Regions from separate parts of the Mus musculus genome. Here region 2 is linked to region 1. The links are chromatin loops, found by intact Hi-C in ENCODE. Cell type or tissue: left cerebral cortex. All regions are shown on one strand. Links, peaks and the distances in the headings refer to the core of each region. The heading gives the core; the rest is flanking DNA. Region 1 overlaps Abat (4-aminobutyrate aminotransferase). Region 2 holds the start of Tekt5 (tektin 5).

The links. Peaks named below come from ENCODE experiments on the same cell type or tissue, not always from the same donor. Only the 100,000 strongest peaks of a DNase experiment are listed, where the experiment ranks them.
Region 2: it touches region 1 in a loop (16-fold over the local background); 1 of 42 quality-filtered maps calls a loop at or near these places.

What each region holds. Positions count from the first base shown.
Region 1 is chr16:8,548,380-8,555,212 of GRCm38, forward strand. The region is part of intron 1 of Abat (4-aminobutyrate aminotransferase); the gene reads left to right. Among named protein-coding and RNA genes, the nearest start is that of Abat, 38 kb to the left of the region's middle. In left cerebral cortex, for the core only: no CTCF peak of the experiment used is centred there; no DNase peak of the experiment used is centred there.
Region 2 is chr16:10,393,846-10,400,678 of GRCm38, forward strand. It overlaps Tekt5 (tektin 5), which reads right to left and starts at 1,610. Exons shown (of 7, transcript NM_001291001.2): 1 at 1,008-1,610. The coding sequence starts at 1,574. In left cerebral cortex, for the core only: a CTCF peak has its summit at 1,485 (motif pointing right); a DNase peak (open chromatin) is centred at 1,408; H3K4me3 peaks cover 629 bases.

The DNA of each region.
Region 1 (6,833 bases), core at 2,637-5,136:
TACTGATGTATCTGTGAAGTGTTTTTGAGGGGATCGAACTGCCACTGTTGACCTGTGAGCTGAACTGCTGCTTTCCGGACAACACAGATGGGAGTTGCTCCAAAGAACCTTTCTAATCAGGTTCTCTTCCCCGTATCCTTTCTTTCCCACTACCTCTGGTGGGTGGTGGGCTAAAAGGGAGGATAGAACATTTAAGAATCATCATTAAGGACTGGCAAGATGGCTCAGTGGGTAAGAGCACTGACTGCTCTTCTGAAGGTCCTTAGTTCAAATCCCAGCAACCACATGGTTGCTCACAACCATCTGTAATGAGATCTGATGCCCTCTTCTGGTGTGTCTGAAGTCAGCTACAGTGTACTTATGTATAATAATAAATAAACCTTTGGGCTGGAACAAGCAGGGCCGACCAGAGCAAGCAGAGGTCCTAAAATTCAATTCCCAACAACCACATGAAGGCTCACAACCATCTCACATACATAAAAAAAAAAAAAAAAATCAATCATCATTAAAAATATATGTTAAAGAAACTAAAGTTACAGAGGAAGTTTATATGCATTTAACAACAAAAAGGGGGAACAATCAGTACTTTATAAAAGAGAAAACAAAAATATTGTCATTTTTTAAAAATTGGGCTGGACAGTTGGTTCAGTGGCTAAGAATATTTGCCGTTCTTACAGAGAACCAGAGTTCACTTCCCAGCACCCATATCAGGCAATTCACAAGTGCTTCAGCTCCAGTAGATCTGATGCCCTCTTCTGGCTTCCTCTAATACCTTCACTAATATGTACACACACACACACACACACACAGAGAGAGAGAGAGAGAGAGAGAGAGAGAGAGAGAGAGAGAGAAGGCGTTAACAGCAGAATAAATCAAAACAGGAAAACGAGTGGGCTCCATGGTGGACTATTTAAAAATACACAGTTTGGAAGGGGAGGAGGAATGCATATGAATCTAAAAGGCTTTGAGAGCTTTGGTACCACATTCAAAGTACATATACTCAAGTTGTTGGGCTCAAAAGGGACTGAGAATGCCCAAAAGACCTCCATATAAAGGATAATAACAAAAAAACTTTCCGGAATTTAGTGAGATTGTGGATAGGACACACTCATTCTAGTTTTGTTCGTGGTGCGGTGGAAAACACTATGATGAAGGAAGGGTTTACTAGGTTCATGCTTCCATGCTACAGGTTGTCTCTGAGGAAGTCAGGGCAAGAACTCAAATTGGAACTGAAGCGGACACCGTGGAGGAACGAGGTTAGCTGGCTCACACACTGGCTTTTGCCTCCTTAGCTCTCTCTACCGCCCAGGAGACCCTGGTGTGGCCCACAGTGGGCGGAGCCCTCCTGCAACAATGACCAATCACAACAGTCTTCTGCAGTCACGCCCAACCACTCCTAGCTGGGCGGCCCTAGACTGAGGCCTCTCAGAAGTTAGCAAAGAAAACTAGACAGGACACCTACTCCAAGATAAAGGAAACAAAAGGAGGGGGTTCCGTTAAAGCCAATAGGAGACTTCTCAGGCAGGGGGAGAAAAGACAGAGATATTCACAATGTTGAGTAAAAACAAACCAAACCAAAAGAAACCCTGCCAACCGAGATCACAATGCTCTGCAGAGCTATCCTTTAGAATAAGGGATAGAAGGAGGTATTAAGTTAGTTTTTTCTTAGACAAAAGCTGACATGGCCATCAATCCTGACATACAAGAAATGCTAGAGTGTTTTTCACATTTAAAGAAGTGAAAATCAGTATGAAGAAAACATCGGAAGATGAAAACTCATTGGCAGAGCTTGGGGGGGGGGGGGGTGCGTGCAGTTAGGTTAGAGCTGGAGAGGTGGTGCGGTGGTTAGAGCTGGAGAGGTGGTGCAGTGGTTAAGAGCACCTGCTGCTCTTGCAGAGGACCTGGGTTTGGTTTCTAGCACCCACACCCTTCTGTAATTCTAAAATCCAGGGATCCAGTGTTCTTCCTCCCTTAATTTTTGTGGGGAGGGGCATTTGGTTGCAGCAATAAGAAAAGCAACTAATATAACAAACCAGTAGTAAAGGACCAACTTGGGCATATACACTTTCCAGGAAATGATTCATAAAGAAATAGAAAACTTGCAGTGGTGGCGCCTGCCTTTAATCCCAGCACTCATGAGGCAGAGGTAGGCAGATCTATGAGTTCAAGGTCAGCCTGGTCTACAGAGCAAGTTTCAGGACAGCCAGGACTACACAGAGAAACCCTGTCTTGAAGGGAAAACAAAAGACAAAAACAAACAAACAAACAAACAAACAGAAAGAGGGGCTGGAGAGATGGCTCAGTGGTTAAGAGCACAGACTGCTTTTCCGAAGGTCCTGAGTTCAAATCCCAGCAACCACATAGTGGCTCACAATCATCCATAATGAGATCTGACATCTCTTTTGGTGCATCTGAAGACAGCTACAGTGTACTTAGATATGATAATAAATAAATTTTTAAAAAAACAAAAGAAAAAAAAACACCACAGGCTGGAGAGATGGCTCAGTGGTTAAGAGCACTGACTGCTCTTCCATAGGTCCTAAGTTCAAATCTCAGCAATCACATGGTGGCTCACAACCATCTGTAATGGAATCCGATGGATGCCCTCTTCTGGTGTGTCTGAAGACAGCTACAATGTACTTACATATAATAAATAAATCTTTAAAAAAAAAAAAAAGAAGGAAGGAAGGAAAAAAACAGAAAGAGAAAACTCAAACATCCCAACAATGTGTAATGAGATTAAATCCATAATGAAATGTCTCCTTTCAGAGAAAAGCCTAGGACCAAAGGGCTTCATTCTTGAATTATACCAAATTAGCCAAGGACACAACAGAAATTAAAGAAGCCATGGGCCACTCTGCCAAAAATCTTCAACAAAACACTGCCAAACTGAGTCCCATAGTAGATGACAAGAGTGTTCACCTGATCAAGTATAGAAGGCATACAGGGATGCTAGAGCGGTCCAACATACACAACATGCTATTCTAAGCAGAACGAGGAAGACAATCCTGTATGTTTGTCCCAGGAGACACAGGGAAACTATTGAAATTCAACATTCCTTAATTTTGAAATCCGAGTAAATTAGGTATTACAAGGAACATAAGGTAGTGCAGGTTGTGTGTAGCCGAAGCCAACACGCAGAATGGGGGAGAACCAACGCTTTCTCTAGAAAATCTGGAACAAGACAAAGGTGGCCACTTTCAGCACTGTCTTAGTCAGGGTTTCTATTCCTGCACAAACATCAGGACCAAGAATCAAGTTGGGGAGGAAAGGGTTTATTCAGCTTACACTTCCACATTGCTGTTGATCACCAAAGGATGCCAGGACTGGAGTCAAGCAGGTCAGGAAGCAGGAGCTGATGCAGAGAAGCAATGGAGGGATGTTCCTTACTCGCTTGTTTTCCCTGGCTTGCTCAGCCTGTTTTCTTATAGAACCCAAGACTACCAGCCCAGGGCTGGTACCACCTAAAAGGGGCCTTCCCCACTTGTCACTGAGAAAAGTGCTCCACAGCTGGATCTCATGGAGGCATTTCCCCAACTGAAGCTCCTTTCTCTGTGATAACCCCAGCCTGTGTCAAGTTGATACAAAACCAGCCAGTACAAGCACTTTACCTCAACAGACTTCTAAAGATTCTAGGACCCAACAAAAAGAAGCAGTTAGCAGGATCTGGGAAGGAATCAGAACCTACACTAAAAAGGTCAAAAGATCATACGAACAAGCTATCCTTGCATCTCAGGGAGTGAGAAAAAAATAAGACTGCTCAGATTTACAAGTACTAAGTCATATGGGCATTGCTTGAGGAGGCATGGTATAGAAAACACTAATGAAGCCGGGCGTGGTGGTGCATGCCTTTAATCCCAATACTCTGGAGGCAGAGGCAGATGGATTTCTGAGTTCGAGGCCAGCCTGGTCTACAAAGTGAGCTCCAGGACAGCCAGGGCTATACAGAGAAACCCTGACTCGAAAAAAAAAGAAAAAAGAAAAAAGAAAACACTAATGATTACCAAAAATATTAGAAACAATTAACCAATTCAGCAAAGTTGTTTTGTACTATATATCAGCATGCCTTTCATCTTTTTTTTTAAAGATTTATTTATTTATTTATTTATTTATTATATGTAAGTACACTGTAGCTGTCTTCAGACACTCCAGAAGAGGGAGTCAGATCTTGTTACAGATGGTTGTGAGCCACCATGTGGTTGCTGGGATTTGAACTCCGGATCTTTGGAAGAGCAGTTGGGTGCTCTTACCCACTAAGCCATCTCACCAGCCCGCCTTTCATCTTTAAAACACCTGCATTACTTTTAAAGTTACATTTTTTATTTATTTTGTGTGCCCATATGTATGTGGGCACACTTGTGAAGGTCACAGGACAACTTTCAGAAGGTGGCTCTCTCCTTCTGCCATGTGAGTCCTTGTAAAAGTAACTTTATTTCACCTGATTAATTGTCTCTGAGCTATGTATGATTGTCTTGCTGACCTAGTTCTGGAAGCTTCTAGCCTTTGTACAATCTAATCTAAGCCTCGAATGAGTTCGGCCTCTGAGACTTACTGCTGAATAAGCTCACCCTTTCTTGTTCTTTCTGATCTCTGGCTGGCTGGTTTAACTCAGCTGATCTGGCCCAAACTCCTCTCCCAGCTGACTTATTCAATCTTGCTCTTCTCTCGGCCTCTGAGTTGCTCAGTCTGGCCTCAAACTAACTCCAGCAATCTTTTCTAATCTGGCTCCTTCTCATTCTCTTGCTCGCTGTCTTTGCCTGTGTCAAGCTTGCTCTCTCTTCAATCTCTGTAAAACTTTCCCAGTAAAGCTGCCTCCTTCTCCTTCTCTGGGCTGCTCTACTCTCCCTCTCAACTCTACTGCACTGCTCTCCATAGACTCTACTGTATCCTGTGCTGTACTCTCTTCTCCTGTTTGTCTGTCTCTCCCTAAGTAGCTTCCCTTTCCTCTCTTCTCGTGAGAGTTGGGCATATCCTATTCTGTCCAATCTTCCTCTGATCCATCACTTTGTCTGCCACTCACTTAGACATCACTTTCAAACATAGGTGCTTCCTTCTACCAACTACCTTTACTTTCATTCTTTGGGATTAAAGGTTTGCAGTAAGGACATTTCTGTATTCCAGCCAGAGGGATTAAAGGTGTGTGCTAAGGGCTGAGCCACACCACAACTAGAAACTGGTTCAAATATTCTCTAACAGGTCCTGGGGGTGAAGCTCAGATCATCAGGCTTGGTGGTAAATGCCTTGACTCACTGAGCCACTTGCTGGCCACATTTTTATATAACCCTTTTATTAGTACATAATAAGTGTAAATAGTGATAGGCTTTATGAAGACATGAAGATATGTGCCTTGCCATATCCGGATGGAGATTGCACTGAACTCACATGTATATGCACTTACCTATACATGTTTTTATATTTATTTATGTATCTATGTAGAATTCACAAATAAGAGAAAATAAATGTCATCTTTCTGAGTCTGTCTTATTTAGTATGATGATCTCTGGTTCCTTTCAATTTTACTGCAAATGACATCATTTGGAGCTGAATGAAAACTCCATTGTGCATGTGAGCCAAACTTCCTTTATTCATTTCTCTCTTGACAGGCTGATACTTGGCTATTGTGAATGGTGCTGCAGTCAGCTTGGATGTCTAAGTGTTTCTATGACTACTTAGACTCCCTCTCAGGTAGACACCCAGGAGTCACAGTGTCCTGAGTCTCATGGTAGTTCTATGCCTAGTTCTTTGAGGAACTGACTCCCACAACAACTGACCAATCGAATATTCCCGACAGCAAGCTGTACCAGTCCCCTACCTCCCATCCTTGCATGTTGCTGTTTGATTTCAGCTATTTCTTGTCTGTCAGAGGTGTCAGCAGCAGTTGGCTTCCACCTGGGCGCTTCCTTCACTCAGCTGATCTCTCCTTTGCTGAGAAGAAGCTTGGTTTCCTGCTCTCTCATCTGTCGGTTCTTGGTTTTGTTTCTTGTGCTCTGGGAGAGCTTTTGGAAAGTCCTTTTCTGGGCCTGCATCTTGAAGTTTCTCTGTGCATTCCTTGCCCAGCTTCAGAGTTGCAGGCGTTTAGCAGGAAAAAGGTTGGTCTGTATGGGATGCATTTTCATCCGGGTTGAGAGGGAGCAATCTGGTTTCATTCTTGTGTGAGGGGATGTTCACTCCTCATAGCTCTGTGTGTGGAAGAGCTGTCTTTTCTCCTGCAATTTTGAAAACTCGGGCAGTTGGGCAGGCTCAGTAGTAGAGCTGGGTTCAATTCTCTGTCCTGTGTTCTGTCCCAGTGCCCTGAGTTGGTTTTGTGTGTCAGTAACAGTGTTTGTTACCTAGTTATGTGTTGGAAGCTGACCTGTGGCTCACATGAAACCTGGGAGGCAAGGGGGGCTGAAAAGAGAGGGGAAACTAGATGGTTGAGAGAAAAATGGAGCCAAGACAAGGTTCCTGATCAAGGCTCAAATGTTTAATGGCAAATGCGCTTATAAAGGGGTGGGGGGGAAAGGCCCATTCCTGCCAATTCATCCTTGGAGCTTGGAACCAGCTGCAGGTGATGATGCAGGATAGGGTATAGTCTCTGGAATAGCTCAGTGGCCTCCCAGCAGGTAGCAGTAACTTGGAGGGGAACAGCAGCAGTGGCTGAACAATAGAGTGATCTAGGGAGGAAGGCTCCACCCTAGGTAATCTCCTGAGTGGCAGCAAGGTCAAGGTCTGGCTCAGCCTGCTTCAGGCTGCGGGGAGGTTACAATTTCCTCCCTGTTATTAATATTAAAAGAAACTGGACTGAGACATAAAATTTATTTATGATCTATAGTCCTGCCTGGGAGTTATGGTGG
Region 2 (6,833 bases), core at 1-2,500, 1.8 Mb after region 1:
TGTTATCTCCAATGTCCTAATGACCACAGCATGTGTGTACACACTTGCATAAGCAGGTACACAGTATCTTGATGGAACCCTTATGTGATGACTGTTATTAGCTGTCAACTTGATTGGCTCTGAGGTCAACTGAGAGGCTCTGGGAAGGTGTATGGGAAAACTCCCTAAGAAGGGGAACCTTCCCCCACACCCACAGTGGGCAGCAGCTACACATGAAAAGGGTTTTTGAGAAAACCAGTGCAGCTTTTGCCTGCCTGCCTTCATTCCTTTCCAGTGAGACCACCTACCCTATTGCAGCTGCTCCTCCCCTTCAGAAATCAGCCTGCCAACATGGACTGAAGGCCTGCAACTCTTTAGGACCCGCCCCCCTGGGCCTCCACCACCACACTGGGACGCTGAGGCACCCAGACAATTGCACTGAGCAGCTACAGGGTTCTCAGCCCCTTCAGACGGCCATGTGTCACTACTCAGTATGAATTGTGTAGACCAATCCAGTAAATCCCCCTGTGGTCTGTATTTGTTTTAGAGAACCCTGACCAGCACACCTAAGGAGGAAATTGATCCAATCTGAAAACTCGCATCTGATTGAGGCTATTCTGAGTTGACTGAGATTGTAATTATTATTTAATTTATTTATTTTTGTTATGTGTGTATGAGTATTTTGCTTGCTTCCATGTCTATATAAGCATATATATATATATATATATATATATATATATATATATATATATATATACAAGCATGCAGTGCCCTAGGAGGCTAGAAGATTGTTTCCGAACCCGTGAAATTAGAGTGAAATTAGTGTCAGCTGCTGCCATGTGGGTGCTAGGAACCCGAACCCAGGTCCTCTGCAAGAACAACTGCTCTTAGCCCTGAGCTATTTCTCCACTCTTTTTCACCTTAAAAATCTGACCGTGAACGACAACGCAATTCAACCCATCTGCAAGATGCCTGCCACCTTGACTCAGTAACAGCAGGTGCAGTGGTGTCTCCCTTCCCCCACTCACCTGCAAGGGACAGTTCACCTCCTCAGCAGCGCACTCCAAGCGCCTCTTGAGGGTGTCCATGCTGCTGTTCTCCGTCAGAAGCCTGTCCAGCTCATAGCACAACTCGGACTTCCAGAAACCGAGGTCGGATAGCCTCTGGCCCAAGTTCCGGGAGGTTCCCTCCTGCATCTGGTGTATCAGCTGGTCCTTATCCTGCATGATCCGCAGCGAGTCGCCTGTCAGCCGGCTGGCCCAGAGCCGCGAGGCCTCTGCATTCCTGATCTGCAGATCATTGGAGCGGTCCCAGTCCCTTGGGGTGTAGCGACAGAAGAGCGCGGAGCGGAGCGAGGGCAGGATGGTGGGCGGCCGCCGGATGCCTGAGCATTCCTCGGGGATTGTCTGGGAGGTGGCGATCTTGTGGAAGACGCTGGGTCTCCACGCGTTCAGGTAGCGGTATCCGGGCAGGTGAAAGGGTTGGTAGCACTCCTGTACCACAGGTTCCTGCCCAGCAGGGGGCAGCGCCTGCAAGCCACAGCCTTTCTTGGGGCCACAGAAACTCGCTGTCTGAGTGGTTCCAAGAAATTCCATCTTTCCCCATCAGCCCCACCGGGGAAAACTTTACCCAAGGGGCCAGGGCATCCCAAGAGCTAGGAGCCGCGGGGCCTCTGTGACTTAGTGCTGGTGTCATAAAGCATGGGTTAGGGTCTTTGTGCCAGGTCCTGGTTCTCCAGGTGGTTGAAGCCCCTATGATCTAAATAAAATGCAGTCAACAAAGAGAAGTGTGTTTAGGGCCTGAAGAGATGGTTTTGGTGGCTAGGAGCATATAGTGCCCAACCGAAGGAGCTAAGTTCCTAGCAACCACATCACAACCGCCTGTAATTCTGGCTCAAGGAGATCTAATTCCTCCACAGGAGCCCATGCACACAGATAAACACAAATACACAAAATCAAAAGAAAAGAAGGCTTCTTTTGGAGACAGGGTTTCTCTGCATAGTCCTGGATGGAGCTTGCTTTGTAGATCAGGCTGGCCTCAAATTCTCAGAAATCCTCTGGCTCCACCTTCTGAGTACTGGGATTGAAGGCTTGCACCACCACTCCCAGTGGCTTTTTTTTTTTTTTTTTTTTGAGTGGAATTTTTCAATCCCACTGGTTTGGGGTCGAAAGAAACGGCAGATGTCTGTCATTCTGGAACAACAAAATCTGCCTTTCCAGAGCTTGATCAGTCTGGGTATCGAAGCAAATCTAATATGGTCCACACCTCTCACCCTGTGGGATCAGCTGGGCCAACATTAGCTGTCTTTGTTTCTTTATTCCCAAGATAATATCCAGAAGGTTCGATCATGCCTGCAGGAGTCAGGATGGAGTCAGGAAGGTGGGGACTAGAAGACCATCCTCAGCTATCTGTGTTTTTGTTTTGTTTTGCTTTGAGACACGGCTCCAGGTACCCAAGCTGACCTCAGACTTGATATGTGGCTGAGAAGAGCCTTGAACTTCTGATTCTCCTTCTCGACTCTCCTAAATGATGAGATTACAGGCCTCTGCCGCTGGCTGCACTGTTTGTGCTGAAGTTTGAAGCCCAGGGCTTCCGCAATGCTAGGCAAGCATTCTATCAACTATATCCCAAGGCTCATGAGTTTGGGGATATCATAGGCTACATGTGACTGAGTCAAAACATCAAATATTTTAAAATGGCCCATACATTGCACAGAGTTGTGCTCAGCAGTAGTGTTCACGCCAGCAGGAAGAGTGTGGTCGGACTGGATCGAGCATGAGCAGTTAGATCACGAAGCCTAAATGTGGAGTGGTTGCAATGGAGAACCACAACACTCTAGGCAGGTAAAATGGGGCCACAAAGACAAGAAAGTTTTACAACCTGCAGTTTTGAGAATGCAAAACTGGCCTCCTCATCAGTCTTCCTGGAACAACAAATGGGAGGAGGGGAGAAGCTGGAAATGGAATGGGTAACTGAAGTGCTCTGTGTGCTGGCTTGAGTAGGCTTGGTCCCCAGAGACTCAGGTGTGGCCCACAGGGAGTGACACTATTAGCAGATGTGTCTTTGTTAGGATAGGTGTGGCCTTGGTGGAGGAAGTGTGTCAGTGTGGGAGTGGGTTTTGAGGGCTCCTAGTGCTCAAGCTCTGCCCAGAGAAGGAGACAGTCTCTCCTGGTTGCCTTCAGATCAAGCTCTGCCCCGTGAGGAGGAGACAGTCTCTCCTGGTCGCCTTCAGATCAAGATTCTCCTTTTCCAGCACGAGGTCGGCCTGCACACTGACATGTTTCCTACCATGACGACAATGAACTGGACCTCTGAAGCTCTAAGCCAGCCCCCATTAAATGTTGTCCCAGGAGTTGCCTTGGTCGTGGTGTCTCTTCACCGCAATGGAAACCCAAACTATGATACTCTGTATCTTTGATTGTAGAGGAGATTGACCAGCTATTCATATTTGTCAACCCCCATAGAACACTTTAGTAAAACTGAATGAATCAGGGCCAATGAGATGGCTCAATGGATAGACACTTGCCACTAAACTCGATGACCCAAGTTCAGTTCCCAGGACCCATGTGACAGAAAGAGGGAAATAACTTCTGCCAGCTGTTCTCTGATGTCTGCACAAGTTTTGTGGCACATGTATGCACCCCCTACACACACACAACACACACACACACACACACACAAATTATATATATATATATGCATATATGCTTTAGTTAGGGTTTTACTGCTGTGAACAGACACCATGACCAAGACAACTCTTATAAGGAAAACATTTAATTGGGGCTCTCTTACAGGTTCAGAGGTTCAGTCCATTATCATCAAGGTGGAAACATGGCAGCATCCAGGCAGGCAAGGTTCAGGCAGAGCTGAGAGTTCTCCATCTTCATCTGAAGGCTGCTAGCAGAGTACTCGCTTCTAGGCAGCTAGGATGAGGGTCTTTAAAGCCCACACCCACAGTGACACACCTACTCCAACAGGGCCACACCTTCTAATAGTGCCACTCCCTGGGCCAAGCATATACAAACAATCACAATGTGTGTGTAATTTTAAATTTTTAAGTAAATTGTTCATAAATTATACTTCATTGTGCTTGAATTTTAAAATATAGAGGGAAGACTTTGAGCTCCAGGAAGCTGACACCACACTTGTTTTTCTTTATAATTAAACCTCCAGCACCGTGTACAATATCAAACATCTAGAATGAGAGCCTTACCTCTCTGGGATGTGTTTCATCCTATTCTATGACAATTTTGTTGCACTGAGAAACTCCCTCCACCCTTAATCACTGAGAGTAACAACAACACAGTGCTGACTGGGAAGAGTACTGCTGTGTCGGTCCTTACCCTCTCTGGGAATGGGAAAGAGAAACCTGGCTTTCTGTGGCTCTGGTTCACAGGTGTATCAGTTCGTTTCCAAAATACCTGAGGCTGTTAATGGATCAGCAAAAGGTTCATTTTGGCTCATAATTCTGTCACTTACAGTCTGTAATTAAGTAGCCCCTGCTTTGGGTTCCTGACAAACTGTGCCCTGAGAAGGCCACACATCATGGCCAGAATGCGGTAGAGGAATAGTACTATACCATGAGCAGAGAATCAAAGAGAGGAAAGAGGAGGCAGGAGCTGTAACCTTCTTCTTCAACTACAGCCCCTCCCCCATCACTAAATACCTTTCCTTAGGCTCTACCATCTTTAGCAGTGTCACCCTTGGGACCAAGCCTTCATCATAGGCTTTCAGGGACATTCAACGTTTGAGGCTTAATGGTGATTTTCTTCTCAGTTCCCTATAAGGAGTGCAGATGAGCAGCCAGAATGTAGAGAAATGGCATTTATTAGCCACATGGGGTGGACTGCTGTGTTACATATTCCAATATGTCCTTTCCATGGGGTGGGGTAAGAAAAGCAGTAGGCTCTGGTCTGCAGACTTACACCACGGTATCTCCTCAGTGTGATGTCACTCATGAGAGGTATCTCGAAACAGATGCCCTGCAAAGACTCTGTACACTTACTTGGGCATTGAGCGACAGCAGGCCTCAGAGGACATTAGGGGCACAGAGACAGCAGAGACACATGGTGGCCCTGGCAGAGCAGCTGGGGCAGATCCCAGAGGTGTGGCTGATGACCCATCCAGAGGGTGGAACTGTCTGTCGCCCTGGGCTGCAACGGTTAGTTAATATTGATGTGGAGGTATTTCCAAGGACCTGGGCAGAGTGGGGAATGACGGAGCAATGGTTGAAGCTCAGTCTTGGTGAACCTTTCCTAGAAGCACCTAGTAGGTAATATGAAGTCAAAGCAGAAAGGGAAGGTTGGCAGCCACCCACAGCTGACAAGGACATAGGCGAGGTTGCCACGGCTGTCTGCTGTGTGCTAGAGGGTGGAAACATTCACACACCGAGAACACAGTTTGTTGTTGTTTTCAAAATCCAAAAGGAAGGAATAGGAAATTCTCTACCCACTAAGCTCCTTTTGATTCCATTGCCTGATTACTTTGATGATAGACCGGGGTGCAGCGCCACCTGCTGGCTGATTCTAGGATTGACCCATATGCATGTGTTTGTGGATGCTGACAGGGTCTGCAGGTGTCACAGTGCACACATGGAGGTCAAAGACCAACCTGCTGGAGTGGGTTCTCTTCTCCCACTCTGGTGCTGTGTTTGAATTCTCGTTCTCTAGCTTGAGAGCAAGGGCCTTTTCCTGCTGGACAGCCTAACCAGCAGCACGCTTTCCTTCCTTCACATTGCTTTTTTTTTTCCTAACAACATTGTTGCACCCTGAATCCTTCTCATCTTTCTCTTCTTTCTTCTTTTTTTTTTTTAAGATCTATATGTTTTTATTTTATGTGTCTGTCTGTCTATCTGTGTATCACATGCATTTCTGGTACCCTTGGAAGCCAGAAGAGGGTGTTGGGGTGTGTGACCCCTTGAAACTGGGGTCACAGATGGTTGTGAGCTGCCACATAGGTGCTGGGAATTGAACCTGGATTCTCTGTAGGAACAATCAGAGCTCTTGGCTATTGAGTCATCTTTCCAGCCCTACGATGAGCAAGCCTTAACCAGACCTGTCCAGCTGAACCAGCAGCTGATTCTTCATCCTTTATGCCTCGGCTTCTAGCCTTGTTTGATCCAGACATTTGCAGTGTGATTGGTGTAGCTTTCTGACATTGGCCTCAGTTTCCCCTCTGTAAATAAAAGAGCAGGGCTTGATCTCCACAGCTTTCACTATAACGCTAAATTTATTTAACTACAAAGGTGAGGGACCCTTGCTCCTTGCAAGCTCTGGGTTCATGTCTTTTTTTAATTTTTAAAATAACAAAAACTATAGCGCAGACAGCTGGCCACCGTCCGGACCAGAGGACAGGTGTCCGCCTGGCTCGGGAGGCGGCCTCAGCCTCAGCAGCAGCGGTCGCCATCTTGGTTCCGGGACTCAGCAGAACTTAGGAAATTAGTCTGAACAGGTGAGAGGGTGCGCCAGAGAACCGGACAGCTTCTGGGACAGGCGGAAGCACAGAGCCGCTGAGGCAGCACCCTTGGCGGGCCGCAGACAGCCCAGCCGGCCACCGCCCGGACCAGAGGACAGGTGTCCGCCTGTCTTGGGAGGCGGCCTCAGCCTCAGGAGCAGCGGTCGCCATCTTGGTTCCGGGACTCCCTGGAACTTAGGAATTTAGTCTGCACAGGTGAGAGTCTGCACCACAGAAGCTGACAGCTTCTGGGAACTGCCAAAGCAACACAGCTTCTGAGAAAGGCCCTGTTTTGGGCCTTCTTCTTCGACCAGGAGGAGGTCCAAAAACAAGATATCTGCGCACCTTCCCTGTAAGAGAGCTTGCCAGCAGAGAGTGCTCTGAGCACTGAAACTCAGAGG